Linked DNA regions of Homo sapiens: region 1 is linked to region 2. Evidence: chromatin loops called from intact Hi-C (ENCODE). Cell type or tissue: endothelial cell of umbilical vein. All regions are shown on one strand.

Region 1 (8,000 bases), 52 kb after region 2:
TCCAGACCATCCTGGCCAACATGGTGAAACCCCATCTCTACTAAAAATAGAAAAAATGAGCTGGGCGTGGTGGCACGCACCTGTAGTCCCAGCTACTCGAGAGGCTGAGGCGGGAGAATCGCTTGAACCCAGGAGGTGGAGGTTGCAGTGAGCCCAAATCGCGCCACTGCACTCCAGCCTGGCGACAGAGTGAGACTCCGTCTCAAAAAATAAAAAAAAATCAAAAGAAAAAAGCAGATTCCTAAGCCTACTTACAACTTAAAAAATTTAGAAATCCCAAGAACCGGGCGACCTCAAAGTTTTTACCTCATAGAAAACACTATGCTTCCCCTGTAATAACAGACGTTTCTTTTTTTTTGCCTTTTAAATTCTCTAATGATTCAGCAAGAAAATGAACTTTCTTATGAAAAACTTTAAAAGAAAAATTATATTGGCATGTTTATAAGTACTAGATTATAATTATTTTTTCCTCATATAACTCCTAGTAAGTAAAAGGAAACACAACTGTTAAATTAAATATATATGGAGAGAGTGTATGTATATATACTATAATATAGTATATACTGTAACCTATCTAGTATATTAGCTTAGGATTTTTTTATTAGAATAAGTTATGAAATATTGGGTTTAGCTGTTAATCAAAATTGTCCCCATGTGCTTGTAATGTTTACAATTGGGCCTGAGTGTTTACACATTCAGTATTCATAGACTTACTGAATCAGAAGGTGTATAACTTTTTCTGGTATGCTACTTCAGCTATTAAAAGTCCTTTCTCATTGAAAAAATACCATAGCCACCAACATGTACTTTCTTATGATTTCCTTTTTTAAAAAATTAAAGTGCCCTTTTCATAAAGATATTTTAAATTATAGCAATTATTTATATTAGAACTATGTTTTTGCTAAAAAAGATGAAGCATTTACTTATAATACATTTTACCTTTATGATATGTCAACACAATATTTACTGATCTTTTTTCTTAGCCTTTTTTCTAAGCAGCTGCTCTTGAGATTGTAGATTAAGAATAAAGAAGGAATATAACTTGTCTGAAATGAAAAAGGGGGATGAGAGTGAGCAAATAGATGTATTTTCAGTTCAATTATTTGCGTTATTTCTGTCTTCTCTATGTAAAGAATCACTCCACTTATAATAAGGCAAGGGAGAATCATCTATTAGAATAGTGAGGGAGCCTACCTAGCAAAATGTATTCTGAATGAGAAATACACATATAGGAAATAGGAGAAATGAAAAACAATAGCAATAGAGAGCTAACTCCTTTTGTTTCCCCATCATAGAGGATTAGGGGTTGGCATACCTAGTCTGGAACCTCTGGTGAGTTTTCATGGCGGTCTGATGTTGTGTGAATGACATAGGAGGACAGAGAAAGGAAAGAAACTTTCATGTCCAGAGTGGGTAGGTGGGAGAGGCCCCTTCACAAGCTGGCTTTAGCCTGCTTCTTAGGCCATGAGCATTCTTTTCTTAAACTCCTTGGATATTTCACCCTGTAAACATTGAAGGTTGACTTTCCTTGTTCATTTCTTCTTCTACTTATTTATTTTCAAATTTAGTACGTGTGTAACGTTTATATTGGTAACGTTATTGAGAGCATGTAAATTGGTATTATCATTGCATTGCTACTCAGAGAATTGACCTTGTAAATCTGCAGAAATCCAATAAAAACTAAAATATTAATATTATAGTCATATATTCAAGCATGGGTTGATTTTTTTTGGTAGCTCCTCTGAAATATTTTTTGCCAGAGGTTTCTTCTGATATTTTAACAAAGATCAATCAACAAGAGTTAATAGAGATTATGACTTATCTGGAGAAAGGAAAATCAGAAGTAATTCTAACCTTCCCCTACTGCTTCAAAGGCTGAGAGGGCTTTGAAATAACAATTTATTTTTCTAATATATGCTGTAAATATTTAAATCTAAAGATGTGAAAAATCTTTTATGAGTATATGTTAAGAATAAAGGAACAGCTCTTTGAGATAAGCAGTCTACAATTGTACATAGCTTCAAAATTAGAAAAATGAACATTAAGTGATTTGGTTCAAGGTTACCAAAACCTTGACTAATTTCTTACTAAAAACAAAAAGCATAGACTTTGCAACCTTTTTGTTCCAACATAAAGTCTAGGAACTCAGGAGTCTGGAAGTTGACAAAACACATTTATTCATTTCCTAAAGATGTATTGAATATCTGTTAGGTGCAAAGCACTGTGTTTGTGCTGGCCATGCACTGGAAAGCCAGCAGACAGAGACATGGGGGCCTTTTCCAAGTCCTTATTTTCTACATAGGGAAAACAGAAATTAAAGAAGAAAAAAATTCAATACTTAGTGATAACTGTCACAACTGCCATGCAAAAGACATTTGGGCAGGTATGAGTATATATACCAGAGGTCCTGATCCAGTCTGATGAATCAGGAAAGACTTAATGAGAAAATGGTGTTGAATCTGAGGCCTGAAAAGAAGTGAAGGCTGGGAGTGGACTGGGCATTCCAGCTAGAGGGGGCAGCAAGCATAGACATACAGAAAAGGAACAGAGCAAACTTGAGAAAACGAAAGCAGGCCAGAGCATTGAAGAAGCAACTGGAATCAGAAACTATAATGTGAAGTTAGCATCAATTAAGATTACTAGATAGCTTCCACCTTCCTGAACATAATGAGTTATCTGAACTGGGGGGAAAAAGCAGGGAGTGAGTTGAGAAGTCACTGAAATTTTATAAGGAACATATTTAGAAAAAGTAGACAACATTCCACTTACTTCACATGCAGCATTTTATTTAGATTTTAAAACAATCATAAAGTAGGGTTTATTTTTTCTTTTACATATGAAGAAACTGAGGCTCAGAAAGTATATATAATTTGTACAAAATTTTGCAGAACAGCTTAAAAGCTGATGCTTGATTAATTTTCTTTGAGATATCTCCCTAACGTCTATCAATAAAGTGGCATTACCACTTTCACCATCACCACCACCCGGGAATCACGCACAGGCTTCCGTTTGGTCAAACCCAGCACCATATATGTAAATCAGGTCTAGAACTAATTGCTGAGGCCATCTGACTTCCTTCAGTCTACAGATAAGAAAACTGAAGCCCAAAGATGCAAAGTGACATACCCAAGGCCATGGCATGAGTTACTGGCAGAGCCTGGGCTTATGAATTCCACAATACTTTTCACATTTCATCTCCAGGCACCAACATTCTTTTGGCAGAACTTTCCACTTTGCAAAGGTTAGTGGCTAACAGAACCACTAAACATCTAGTACTCTGACAAAATTGTACTGAGGTAGCCACATTTATTGAAAAAAGTCATCTTGAATTTTGGAGGCAAAAACATCCCTCAAACCTCTTCATTAATAATGTTTATGTTCTAACTTTATGTATGATTAGAAATCCGTGTGAATAAACCAGGTAATTTATTTTCAATCATCATAGAAATAAACAGCTTTACTCTCAATTCTAAAACTTTTCTGACAAGTTTTTAAAGATAATGGAGATTAGATAGCTATCGAGATGATTAAAATATAAAATATTTGAGATTGTTGGAATTGGAAAAAAGACTTTATCAAATATAAAATGGGTTTTTAAAAATGTTTTAAGATTTTTCAGGAAGTCAAAACATGTACACTATTTGACGATGCCAAATTGTTTTCAAAACGAATGAATGTGTTTAATTCATTCACAAAGAAGCTTCTGTTCAAAATGACTAAATGCAAATTAATTTGACTTTTAACATTAAAAAATGAATGTCAATGAGCAGATATTTTAAGAGAAGTGGTTTTGCAAAATGAATTATCAATCATTTTTAGCTAGGTTCTCCACTAGAGGGCAAAAAGAGCATTTCAACAGAATACATGCCTTAATGACAGGCTGGAATTTGAAACTGGGCATGCTTCTGTTTATCTAATTACCAGTCTTAAAGTGTACTTAATTAATCATAAAACAGTTGGCTTTTAAATTTTTTCCAGGAAACTGAGAACAATCAATTTCTTTTTCTTATTTCTCTTTTTGGCTTAATCTTAGTAGCAAGAACACCTGCCCCAAGCTCATGTGTTGTCTGCCATTGGACATATAGTATCTAGCTGGAATTTTTCATTGTAACATTTTTAAATAAAATCATTCAAGAAATTAGGAATTTGGTAATTGGAAAGAGATGTATGGCTGCAGGTAGGCAGGATAACAGTTTTATACTTTGAGAAACATGATTTTTAAAGCTCTTGTAAAATAACATGCTGGCCTTTGGAATTTACTGACTATGCTTGTATTTTATGGACAGAGAGAAAATAAACTGCCATCCATTTGCACCTTGTTCTGATGGAGACACTAAGGGATAATGAACTCTCTATTTCACCACACACATCAGCCACCTGTCCCTTCTCCTTCGTGTGATATGTTAAATCAGGTTCCTTAAAAGCAGATCCTGAGACAGCGGTTCAGATATTGGTGATTTATTGAGGGAGGGTTCTTCAGAAAAGCTTCCTGTAAAGAAGGGAGTGAATTCAAATTGAGAGGGGCAAAGAGCTGAGCAAATGTGACTTCAGTTCAAGGCCAGCCTTGACTTAATTCATAGGGAGAAGGCTCTAGAGAATAAATTGCAGAGTTATCCACACCTGATGCAAAGGAGCTACCCTTTTATGCCCTTTACCAGTCAGCCATTGGCTGTGGGCACTAGGATGAGAGAGAGTCGAGTAACTCAGGGTTAGGACAATAGTCTTAGCTGAGTGAATGCGCAGTAGAAGGAGGCAGCTATGAGCCATGCATTATTAACCCTGAAATGTAATGAAAACCAGGATAGAAGCATTTTATCTTTGCAAATTGAGTTTTTAAAATATATATTTTGTCTACCTTTGAACATAATTGCTTGTCTAACCTTCTTGAAAAGCTATTGTTTTTTTAAAAAAGTTTCTTTAGGTTGCACCACATGAAACTGCCATTATTCAATAGCTTTTTACCTACACAAATATCAATTTTATCAGTTTCATATAGTTCAACCTAGTTGTCTCATTGCCGTAATGTATTTTGTGATCCTTTTACTTATCCCATGCAACAAAATCTATTTTAATTATGTAATATTTGCACAGCCAAGGAGTCTCCTATTTTGAAACTTCAGGGCAAAATTTTTCTATGTTGCTTTATCTTGCTTAATGTGACCACTGTTTTACTCCTTTCACCAAAATATGAGCATAAAATTTTTTCAGATTGCTAAATTTGTTGAAGTTTACCAATGTGTGACTAATGAAAGCACAACTCAGACATTTAACTTACAGCCATCAAATAATGATACTCATTCGCCTTCATATAAGCCATATGTTCCATAAGTTCTGTGAATCAAATGGAAATCTCTTTTGGGGAACAAGAATATGACTGTGAGGGTGGGCCCTTCCTCAGGTTTTATAAAAATATTTATTTAGCCACCATTAGACATCAAACACTTTCTTAGCTTTATGAAGGCATTCAAATGAAGTGTAAGACCACGACTTGCTTTCAAAGCATTAGAAGTCCAACACTGGAAAATCTTAATACTTTGAGGCTCTATTTTTAGGAATATATGTTTATGATAGTCATATTTTCTGGTTCATTGATTTTATTACCAGTATATAATATCTTTTTTTCTGTCCCTTATAGCATTTCTTCTTGAATTCCATTTTTAAGATAATAAAATTACTATTTTTAGTTTGGTTCATATTGGAGAGACAAATCTTTTTCCTACTTTGGTTTTCAAATTTGTATGACTTTTATTTGTGTGTATGTCTCTTGTTGTCCAGATATTTTCTGATCTTGATTTTTTTATCTTGAGACATTTCTCTTAATACCTGAGATTATCTCGCTACATAACCTTAATTCTACCATATTATCACATTTTTCATAACTTATCTGTTATTTCTGCTTTTCAGTTTTTTATTGGAAAGGTGTAGTTTTAATTTACTGGTTTAAAATGTATTTAACCTTGTTTTGCTGTTGATGGTCCTTAACTTAAGGTCTGTATTCGTATTTATATCCTTGTATTGATATCTGTATCTTCTTCTAGTAAGACAAGTCCATTTGGTCCCTTCCATTGCCTCCCATCACATAGATAGTGTTCAATTCTAGGTGTTTATTTCTGACATATTATGGTTATAGTTTCTCTCTTTTTCATAGTAATTCATGGTTTGTTCTGTTTTATTTTTACGGCAGCAACACACTTAATCAGATTGCTTTATTACCCTTTCTTCCCATATTTCCTGTAGCATCCTCCTGTATGTCTTTCTCTTTTTATTTAAGTCCTTGACCCAAGAAAGTTTTTAAGACAGGTTTTTATTTAGCAAATATTCCAAGGCCTTGAATGCCTGAGAATATATTTTAATCATCCCATATTTGAATGAACTTTTAACAGTTTATAAAATCCCAGGTGATATCGTAGGCAAATTTGGCAGTACTATGAACATTTTTCTTCTCATTCTCAAAAGATCTCACTCTGGGATGGCTGAAACTGACTGACAGTGGAGAGTTTTCTTTAAGGGCTTCTTAGCGATCAGTAAATACCTCATTTATTTTATCCTTTGAAGTTTGAATAAAAAACCATCATAGCTGTTAGTTTGTGGTTCTAGCAAGAACATAGCTGGAAGTAAAAGAAGACAGATTCTCCAGAAGGAAGATTTTAGACTCCATCAGTTGGCTCAGGAATGGCCACAATCTAAGACCAAGTTAGAGTGCCTGACAGGACCATATAGTCAGACCATGTAGGGCAAGAAGCGGAGGTGGAAGGAAAACACTGGGTGTACTGACAGTTTAAAGGCATTAAACATAAAGGAGATGGTAAAAGGGTCAGAAAAAGCTTACACAACTTTGAAGTGTAGTTTGAAATAATGCATAGGAAGGTGTGGGAATGGAGGAATGTGGCCCAATGCCAGGAAGATGGGTCTGGCAGGCACCATATAGAAAGAAGCCCTTCTGTTACCTATAGACATACAGTCCTTAGCTCATCTGCCTGCCAACCAACCACATACCCTCTCCCTCCTCAACCAACTCTTGGCCCCCACATCCTTAGTGATGCTCTTGGGGGTGTACTGCTAGAGGAGAGTGGAATGGGATCTGGTACGGGGTCTAAGGTGAGAGGGGATGGCTTGACCCTATCACAGTCATACCTATTTATTTTCTTAAATACTCTTCCAAATCCTTGCAACACATCAATTGACATCTGTTGATATTACACCTGGGATCTGGGATAGATTTCCTGCAACTTAGAGGTAACTGGTGGCAAATTAGGAAGACCTTGGATGGGATTAACGCAGGGGCAGGATTCCAAAAACATTTATGGAACTCGGGAATATTAATACACAGCTGTTTATATTCTATTTTATGTCACACTGGAATAAGAGGTACAATATTCCTTATAATCTATAGAAGATAAAAAACAGAGAGAGAAAAATATTCCACCAATATTTTATTTTGTGAAGAAATAGACATTTGATTTATGATTGTACTAGACTGGTATGATATTGAAAACAATTGAAAATGATGTTTTGCCTGTAGTACTAAGTAATGAAGTGTTCTCTTAAAGGATAGACAAAAAGAACAACAAATATGCTTCCTTGTCAATTCCAATTTCAACTTCTGGAATTTGTTTTGAGAACTGAAATGGTGTTAGAATACATGTTTTACTCTGTTTTCATTATAACCTGGGAGCTGTGCACTGAAAAAAGTGAATGGTGTAGTTAATCCCCTTAGGGAAGTGGTTTTCTAGTTGAGAAAGAAACAACTCTAGATGAAAAATGTAAGTCAACAATAGGATGTGGTATTTGTTTTTAAATAGGCTGGACATACAATAATGAGCAGACAAAAATTCCCTTACACTGATGTCTAGAAGGTGGTCTTTGGAAGAAGAAATTCTAACATGCCTTAAGTCTTTATCTCTTGGGATGGAAGAGGAAAGGCCAAGAATAAAAATAGCATAATTTAGGAGTTTTCCGTCATATTTCAGATCTATTACAAAGATCAGGACAGAAAATTC
Region 2 (8,000 bases):
ATGTTCAAATTACAGATTTCATGTTAAATGTTCTTACGACAATAACATTTTTAAAAATGAAAGAAACTAAATCCAGATGAAAGGGTTGAAATATAGGAGCCAATGACAAACAATATTAATCTGCTCTTTAATTTAAACAATTCTAAAAACCAAGTCATTTTTATTCTCAAATCATAAAAACTTTGTTATGCTTTTCTTTTTATATAACAATACTTTAAAGAAATATCTGTTATTTGTTTCAATTTGCTTTAAATAAATAGAAATAGCAACGATGCTGGTATGTTTGATTAAAATGTGAAGAATACAAAGAATGAAATGTTAGGTAACCTTGAAGAAGTTTTGATGTCATGATATAATGCTTATGTTAAGAAAATGAGAAAGAAAAGCAGCATATAAACATCATATTCACTATTATGTAGGCTGAATAAAAATACATAGGAAAAATATTTATGGCTATGTACCAAAAATATTAAAAATCATTTCTTTGGTGGCATAAGGATATTTTTCCTTTTCTTTATACTTTTCAAAATCCTATCATGGACATATAATAATAAACAAACTTCAAAATACTTAAACACATACATATTTTAATAAATTATGAGTTTCACTAATAAATGCCATGTTTATGTTTTGCAGGCAAATCTCTCCTCACCATCTTCTACAGTATCTGAGAGTCAGCTGGTATGTATCTTCTAAGTCACAGATCTACTGCAAATTCTGATCTCTCAAGAGAGCTTTACCTGAGTAAAAGTGAAAAAAAGAATACATTTACTATATATATTTTTATTCACTTACTTGTCTAATAACATTTTACTGATATTTTCCAAAAGCTCCATGGTGGTTGTTTTGCAGGTGACAAACATACGTAAAACTATACATAGACCTTACTTGCTAGTAACTTACATCCAAGTAGAGGCATTAGAAGAGATTGTGAGGTCAGATGAAAGATGCCATTAGAATTTAGAGAAGAGAGCACACTCTTTAAAGGAAGAGATCTAAAAAGAGTTTAAGGAGAAGGTCATGATTGAGTAGGATAGTTTTTGGATTTGAGGAAATAAGAAATAGATATGTCACACAGGAGAATTAGCATGCAAATGGTCTAGATCAGTGCTGAGCAATACAAACACAACGTGAATGACAAATGTAAGCCACATATGTAATTTTAAAACTTCTAGTACCCATATTAAAAAAGTAAAATGGAACAGGTAATGTTAATTTTCATAAAATATTTTATTTAATGTTATATAAATATTATCATTTCAATGGATAAGCAGTATAAAAATTGAGATATTTTTACATTACTTTTTTTGGGAAAAGTCTTTGAACTATTGCATATTTTACATTTACAGCAAATCTCAATTCTGCCTAGTCACAAGAGCTCAACAGTGGGGACTACATTGGGCAGCACAGATCCAGACTCTAAAATCTGTTATTTGAAGATAAAATTTGATTAAATGAGAGAATTATTTTATCTTATAGAGTTTTGTATTTCTTATGCTTACAGTGGTTACCAAATTGAAGTCATGAAATAAGTTTCCGAGATATTACTGGTCAAAGATTTTCTTTTTTTTTTTTTTTTTGAGACGGAGTCTCGCTCTGTCGGCGAGGCTAGAGTGCAGTGGTGCGATCTCGGCTCACTGCAAGCTCCGCCTCCCGGGTTCACGCCATTCTCCTGCCTCAGCCTCCCGAGTAGCTGGGACTACAGGCGCCCGCCACCGAGCCCGGCTAATTTTTTGTATTTTTAGTAGAGATGGGGTTTCACCATTTAAGCCAGGATGGTCTCGATCTCCTGACCTCGTGATCCACCCGCCTCGACCTCCCAAAGTGCTGGGATTACAGGTGTGAGCCATCGCGCCCGGCCAAAGATTTTCTTAATATCTTTGGCTATTTATTGTCTAAAATTGTAAATTCCTGAATAATAGATATCTTCACTAAAATGATGGAAATTTCTAGTAAAACAGTTTGAAACATTAACTGATAATCCCCTTTTAAAGAAATTGTTTTGGTATCCTATAGCCACAGCCAACAAATCATCTTGTCATTATTATCCCAATAAAAATAATTACAATATATTTATTTGTAATACTGAGAAATCATAAAAAGTGTTGTTTGACTTTTAAAATAGCTTGATTCAATCAATCCACTTGGGTATACTGGTGTTTATACATATAGTGTGTATATGGCATGTGTTTGAATATGTGTGTGCATTAGTGTCAATTGGTTTAGAACAGTGTGTGTGTGGGGGGGCAATATAGTATAGTTGAAAGAATCTGGGATGAGTATCAGAAGACCCACCTTATACTTCCTGCTCTGACATTAACTAGTGGTCTGACAGTGGGTAAGTCAAAAGTCCGGGAGTCTGGATTTCAATTTCTTAATTGAAAGTGAGAGCATTCTATTGCGTACTTTCCAAGCCCTTCCAGGGCTGTGAATCTATGGTTACTAACACAGTGAAGTTGAAGGAGTTGCCATGGAAACAAGCACTGCAATAACATAATGAGGTTGAATGACTTCCCACTTTAGATATGGAAATATTACTACAATTATTTTAGTATTTAAAATGATATATTTGTTTATTTAGAGTAATATATGGAAATGAATGTTTTAAACATTCTCATATATAGTTTCACTCAGTATAGTATATAAAATATAGATTTTAGGTGTTGGACTATATATACATGTGTAGGTGTGTATTTTACATACATGTAAGTTCTTGGTTTAATCCTTTAAGAAATTATTTCAAAGTGGCAAATATATATATGTGTATATATATATATAATGATTTTATAAAATAAGATATAGTAAAACAACTCTTTGTGAATGTAATAAAAAAAACTTACTTTTTGCCCAATAAAATAATCCTGTTGTTTGTGTTCTCTAGTGGCAAAACTACAAAGCATTGCTTTGAATGACTTTTATAATAATTTCTCTGCATTTACTTAAGTCCTTTTCTCTAAGGAGTTCAAGGCATTTCTTAACCAAGTTTTAAATTAAGTTTTAATCTCAAAATGCCCTTGAGATACAGGTAGGTTTGTGAAGGGATTATTATCAAGTAAGCATATCACATTAAAAAAAAATCTCTTCTACTGATATGTTTATTTTATTCAATAATTTTGGTTTCTATTTCATGTCGTTAGCCCTGTGTTTATATTAATACTACCCGAGAGTGAAATAAATAGTGGAAAATGATTGTATGTAAGACATATTATAGGACATGTACTTCACTAAGGAATTAGAATATTTTTACACTTAAGTAACACTATTTATAAAGTTATAATTTTTTCATTTTTATGAATGAATTTTCAATATTTGCCATCACGAACTCTTTAAGTTCTGAATAATATGAGTAAATAAGAATGTCTTTGATAAACAAAACTTTGATATATATATTTATATTTTTATATATGTATGTGTTTATAATATGCATACACATATAGATGACATATGAGGTAATTCTGATTGTTTATATATACACATCTTTGTTTATATGAGTAAATATGTATGGATGTATAACGCATAAAAACAAAGTTATTGGAAATGTATGATACTTTATAGTTGAATTATATAAACAAATATTTGTTTTGTGTAAAACAAACTAAATAGTTAAAATTATTTGACTCCTATTTTAGGAGGTAAATGTAGTAAATGTTTTGAACAGAAAATATATGACAAAGTGCTATGGTACCACAAGCTTAATGCAATTCTCAAATTGCTTTTGAGATTTAACTTTTTAACGATACATCATTTTTTCATGCTTTCAAATTTTTAACTTGGCTGATCTGTTTGCTTGCTTTTATTGCAAGTGTGCCAATTCAGAATTGAAAAGGAAAGAAGAAATAGAGCCATGACCCTTACTCTTAAAATATTTCCGTTGTTTACTCTGGAAGCCAAATGATTTAGAGGAGCTTGGGAGACTGTTTTGGAGGTTCATGTGAAGCTAGTTCACCAATCTTAGCTTCTCTTCTACTATTAAACTGCACTGCAGTCGATCAGAACTGGAAAGGAAATTAGAGATGAAAATATTGGAAATTCCCACCTATTCACTGGAGATTGGAATAACGACTCTGTCAGCCTGAAGGGATTATTGTGAGGCTCACATATCATAAAATGTGGAGTTGTCAGTATACTCCTATGGATAGGGAGAGGTTATTTTTGCACATAAAATCTGTGAATGATGAAGAGATATTATGAGCAGCCATTTTTACAGAAAAAGAAAGAAATGCTTATGTAGTTAAATAGATTATCTAGGATCACCAGCATTAGTGTTCATCCTTGCTTTATGTAGTTTTGGAAAATGAATCATTAATATTGATTTTAGATAATTCAAGGAAAATAAGAAAAGAGTAATTAAGGAGTTTGGAAACAGGGCCTCACTGGAAGCATTACTTTCACTGGGTACCTCCTGTGTCTGACTCTGCCTCGTGTTTTTGCACTGCCTGGAAAATGTGAGTACTTACCTAAGAGGAGACTGGGTAGGGTCAGTTAGAGTACTGAAGTTTTCACAGCTGTGAATAGTGCTTCCTGTAGCATATTAAAAGGAGCAAGAGGAAAGGAAAGATCTAGGGTCTGCGTTAAACCTTCACAAAGCTTTCCTAGCTGTTGAGCTGAATCATCACAAAGATATTAACAAAGGCCAGCGGGGTCTTTTTCCCTGCATAAGATAACACACAAGTTAGGCACCCCAAGGTAGCTAAACCCTGGTCTTCTTTGGCAGTAGGGGAGCCTGGTTTAGATGACATTTGCCTTTTGCTTTTGAAATTTCATGCCGTTACAAAATGTTCACTGTTGTCCAGGATGGAATACTTAATCTAAAGAGCACAAAACAATAGATTTTAAAAATAAGTCACATGGCTATATACAGGTAAAAGCAAGATGCTATTTACTGGAACACTATTAAGAAGAGTGCTTAAACTTGCAAATACTTTGTTCCTAGTTCTGAATGCCAGCTGATGCATCCAGCTTTAGCGGTGGGTGCATGACTCATCTTTCTGAGGGCCCTTTTAAGGCCTCTGTTGTTCAGAAAATGCAGCCCTGAAAGCTTTTATGTAGAACCGATGTCTCCTTCAAGCTCAAAGGCAGTTTCTCCTTGACCAGTTTTTCCTTGACATAACGTACTTAAGTGCCACAGCATTTATCAGGTACGCCTCCTCAGGTTTGAGTCATGCTATCATCTTTTATTTAACCATTGAAATATTTCAATCTGGCCAATCTGTATTGTGTATATTTCATGAAATGGTTCTTGAGCCATGAGATACTGCCAATAATTATTGAGGTCTTATGTGCCTTTATTTTTATACAACTATTGTAATCATTATAAAACTTTTTTTTGGAAAAACACATCAAGTAGGTACTTTTGTGAATGGTCTAGATCATTTAGAATCAACATGCCATATTTATAATTGCAAAGTATATATTCTGTTTTACTTTCAAATTTATTTTATGCTGTTTTTTCTTTATCAAGTTTTGTCATGCATATTATCTCATTAGGTTCTCGAATCACCTTGGAGTTAGTATGGCAGGAATTGTTATTTCCATTATTCTGATGAAAAAACTGAAGTTTAAATATCTAGAATGCCATGTCAATAGTTGCGTGGTAATAAGTGGTATAAAAATCTCTTTTGTTTTTTCCAATATTGGGAGCTTTACCCTATGCCATAGTGTTTTGAGATTTAAGATATTTGTTTGAGGGGAAAACATAGCTTGAGTATTTGCTTCAAGTATATAATAATGTTTGTTTAAAACAAGAATTAGGGTCTATAAATCTGTATTATCTGAATGAGTAAATCAGGTAAATAATCTAGAGAATATTGCTTTTGCCCACAATTTTGCCTGGTAGAATATATTGAGTTTGCACAAACTTTTTTGCCATGGAAATTCTAAAGGCAAAGAAAAAAGCACTGGAGAATGAAGACAAAACTGCAGCAAATGGGTCAAAAACAACCATGGCACTTTCACAAACTCTTTGAGCCCATAAAATTAGTAGAATTTCCAGCCAGACTCACAGAATTTGCTATATGTTGTTTTGTCACTTTCTTGCAGTTTTGTTACACATCTTATCTCTCCAGAAAGATTAAAATAAACTCTTGAAAGCTGGCACCCTGTCCTTTATTTCTTTTTTGCTTTATCACACCACCCGAGAGCTTATTACTATAGTCAAAGGCAATTAAAAAACATCAGTCCATTAGTGTTAGTTGAAGTTACTAGTTTAAGAAAGATTTTGCTGTAAAAACCCATTATTTAAAAATATTGGTCATGGATTCTCTAGGTCAGCGCTGGTAGTTAATCTCCAACTTTGGTCTCTAGCTCAGAGGCTGTACCAACTTGCTGTCATAGAATTATAAGTTCCAAAGGATGGAAATAGTATCTATTTACATAGTGCCCAAAGTGACAATGTTCAAGTATGAGTGTATACCTGATAGATTATAAACACAAATCAATAGCAGGCTTAGACGAGTGTCTTATAGCCCATTAAAACCTGCCACTGGGCTTCGGGGAGCCCATATATTCACTCCCTTGGATTTTTTTCTGTCCCCAAGACTAATGTTAGCATCAGATATAATATCCTCTTCTCCTCCCCACTCTCCACTCTTGAATTCTCTAAAAAAGATGACATCATTGTGTTTTGGTATTAAGAGTTTTATTGCATATCACCATGAACAGAGGGAGAAAAACAACAATTTATTTTAAATGAAGAAGATTAAAATCGTGTAAAGTCCCTAAAGAAGTGGCCTCTTTCCTTGACTTTCTGAAGATGAGAACTTTGGCTTTCTACTCTTTCTTCTGAGGGTGAAACTCACCAACCCACTTTCCTTCTTCTCATCCTCTATTGGAAAAATGCCATATGGCTCTTCTATCCCTCAAAGTTCCCTCTTTGTGAATTATATTGTGATCAAAAAGCCAATTCAAGAAAAATAATGGAAGACCTCAAGGAGTCAATCAGCACCTTTTTTTAAAAAAAAGAAGTTATTTTAAGTTCCAGGGTACATGTGCATGACGTGCAGGTTTGTTACATAGGTAAAAATGTGCCATGGTGATTTGCTGCACCTATCAAACCATCACTTCTGTATTAAGCCCAGCATGAATTAGCATATTTTCCTAATGCTTTCCCTCCTCGCCCACAACAGGCCTCTGTGTGTTGTTCCCTAACATGTGTTCATGAGTTCTCTTTGTTCGGCCCCCACTTATAGTGAGAACATGCAGTGTTGGGTTTTCTGTTCCTGCATTAGTTTGATGAGGATAATGGCTTCCAGCTCCATTCATGTCCCTGCAAATGACATGATCTCATTCCTTTTTATGGCTTCATAGTATTCCATGGTGTATATGTACCACATTTTCTTTATCTGGTCTATCATTGATGGGCACTTGGGTTGATTCCATGTCTTTGCATTGAATCAGTACCTCTTATAGACTCCATATTGAATTATAGTCAGCACACTGAGCTTCTGTCTGTCAATTAACTTATTCATTCTGCAAGTATTTATTGAGCACCAACCAGGTACAGGCACCATTCTAGATGTTGGAGATACAAGAGTGAATAAACCGAAGATCTCTGGTTTCACAGAACTTACATTCTAGTTGAGAAAGAAAGACAATAAACACAAACAGATGTCAGGTAGTGGTAACTGCTGTGGAGAAAATAAAGCAGGTAAGAGAGGTGGAGATTGCTATTTTATATGGCTCATTAAAAAGATCTGTCTGATAAGGTGATGTTTAAACGGACATTTGAAAAACTGAAAAAGAAGGAATAAGGGAGTTCCAGACAAGGGAAGAGCAAATACAAACTCCTAGAGGAGGCAGTATCATATAATGTGTAAGCTAGAGTAGAAACAGTGAAGGGGTGGAAGGGAGAGTACTAGGAAATAAGATTGGAAAAAGAGAGGCTGGTTAGGGATATGAAAGATCAGGTCATACAGCACCCTTGTAGGCATTGCTTTGTAGGCACTACCAGGGCTTTGAACTTTACTCTCAGTAAAAAGGTGAGGCATTAGAGAGCTTTCAGA

What was found. Hi-C counts contacts between places; a loop is a spot of excess contacts. Peaks named below come from ENCODE experiments on the same cell type or tissue, not always from the same donor. Only the 100,000 strongest peaks of a DNase experiment are listed, where the experiment ranks them.
Region 1: it touches region 2 in a loop (2.7-fold over the local background); 2 of 110 quality-filtered maps call a loop at or near these places.

Annotation. Positions count from the first base shown.
Region 1 is chr6:54,240,771-54,248,770 of GRCh38, forward strand. All of the region lies in intron 12 of MLIP (muscular LMNA interacting protein), which reads left to right. Among named protein-coding and RNA genes, the nearest start is that of TINAG, 64 kb to the right of the region's middle. In endothelial cell of umbilical vein, a CTCF peak has its summit at 3,830 (motif pointing right); a DNase peak (open chromatin) is centred at 3,941.
Region 2 is chr6:54,189,234-54,197,233 of GRCh38, forward strand. It overlaps MLIP (muscular LMNA interacting protein), which reads left to right. Exons shown (of 14, transcript NM_001281747.2): 10 at 637-681. LOC124901335 (a long non-coding RNA gene) reads right to left here and starts at 2,379. Exons shown (of 2, transcript XR_007059622.1): 1 at 2,296-2,379; 2 at 568-740. In endothelial cell of umbilical vein, no CTCF peak of the experiment used is centred here; DNase peaks (open chromatin) are centred at 2,448, 3,888 and 4,518; H3K27ac peaks cover 1,735 bases.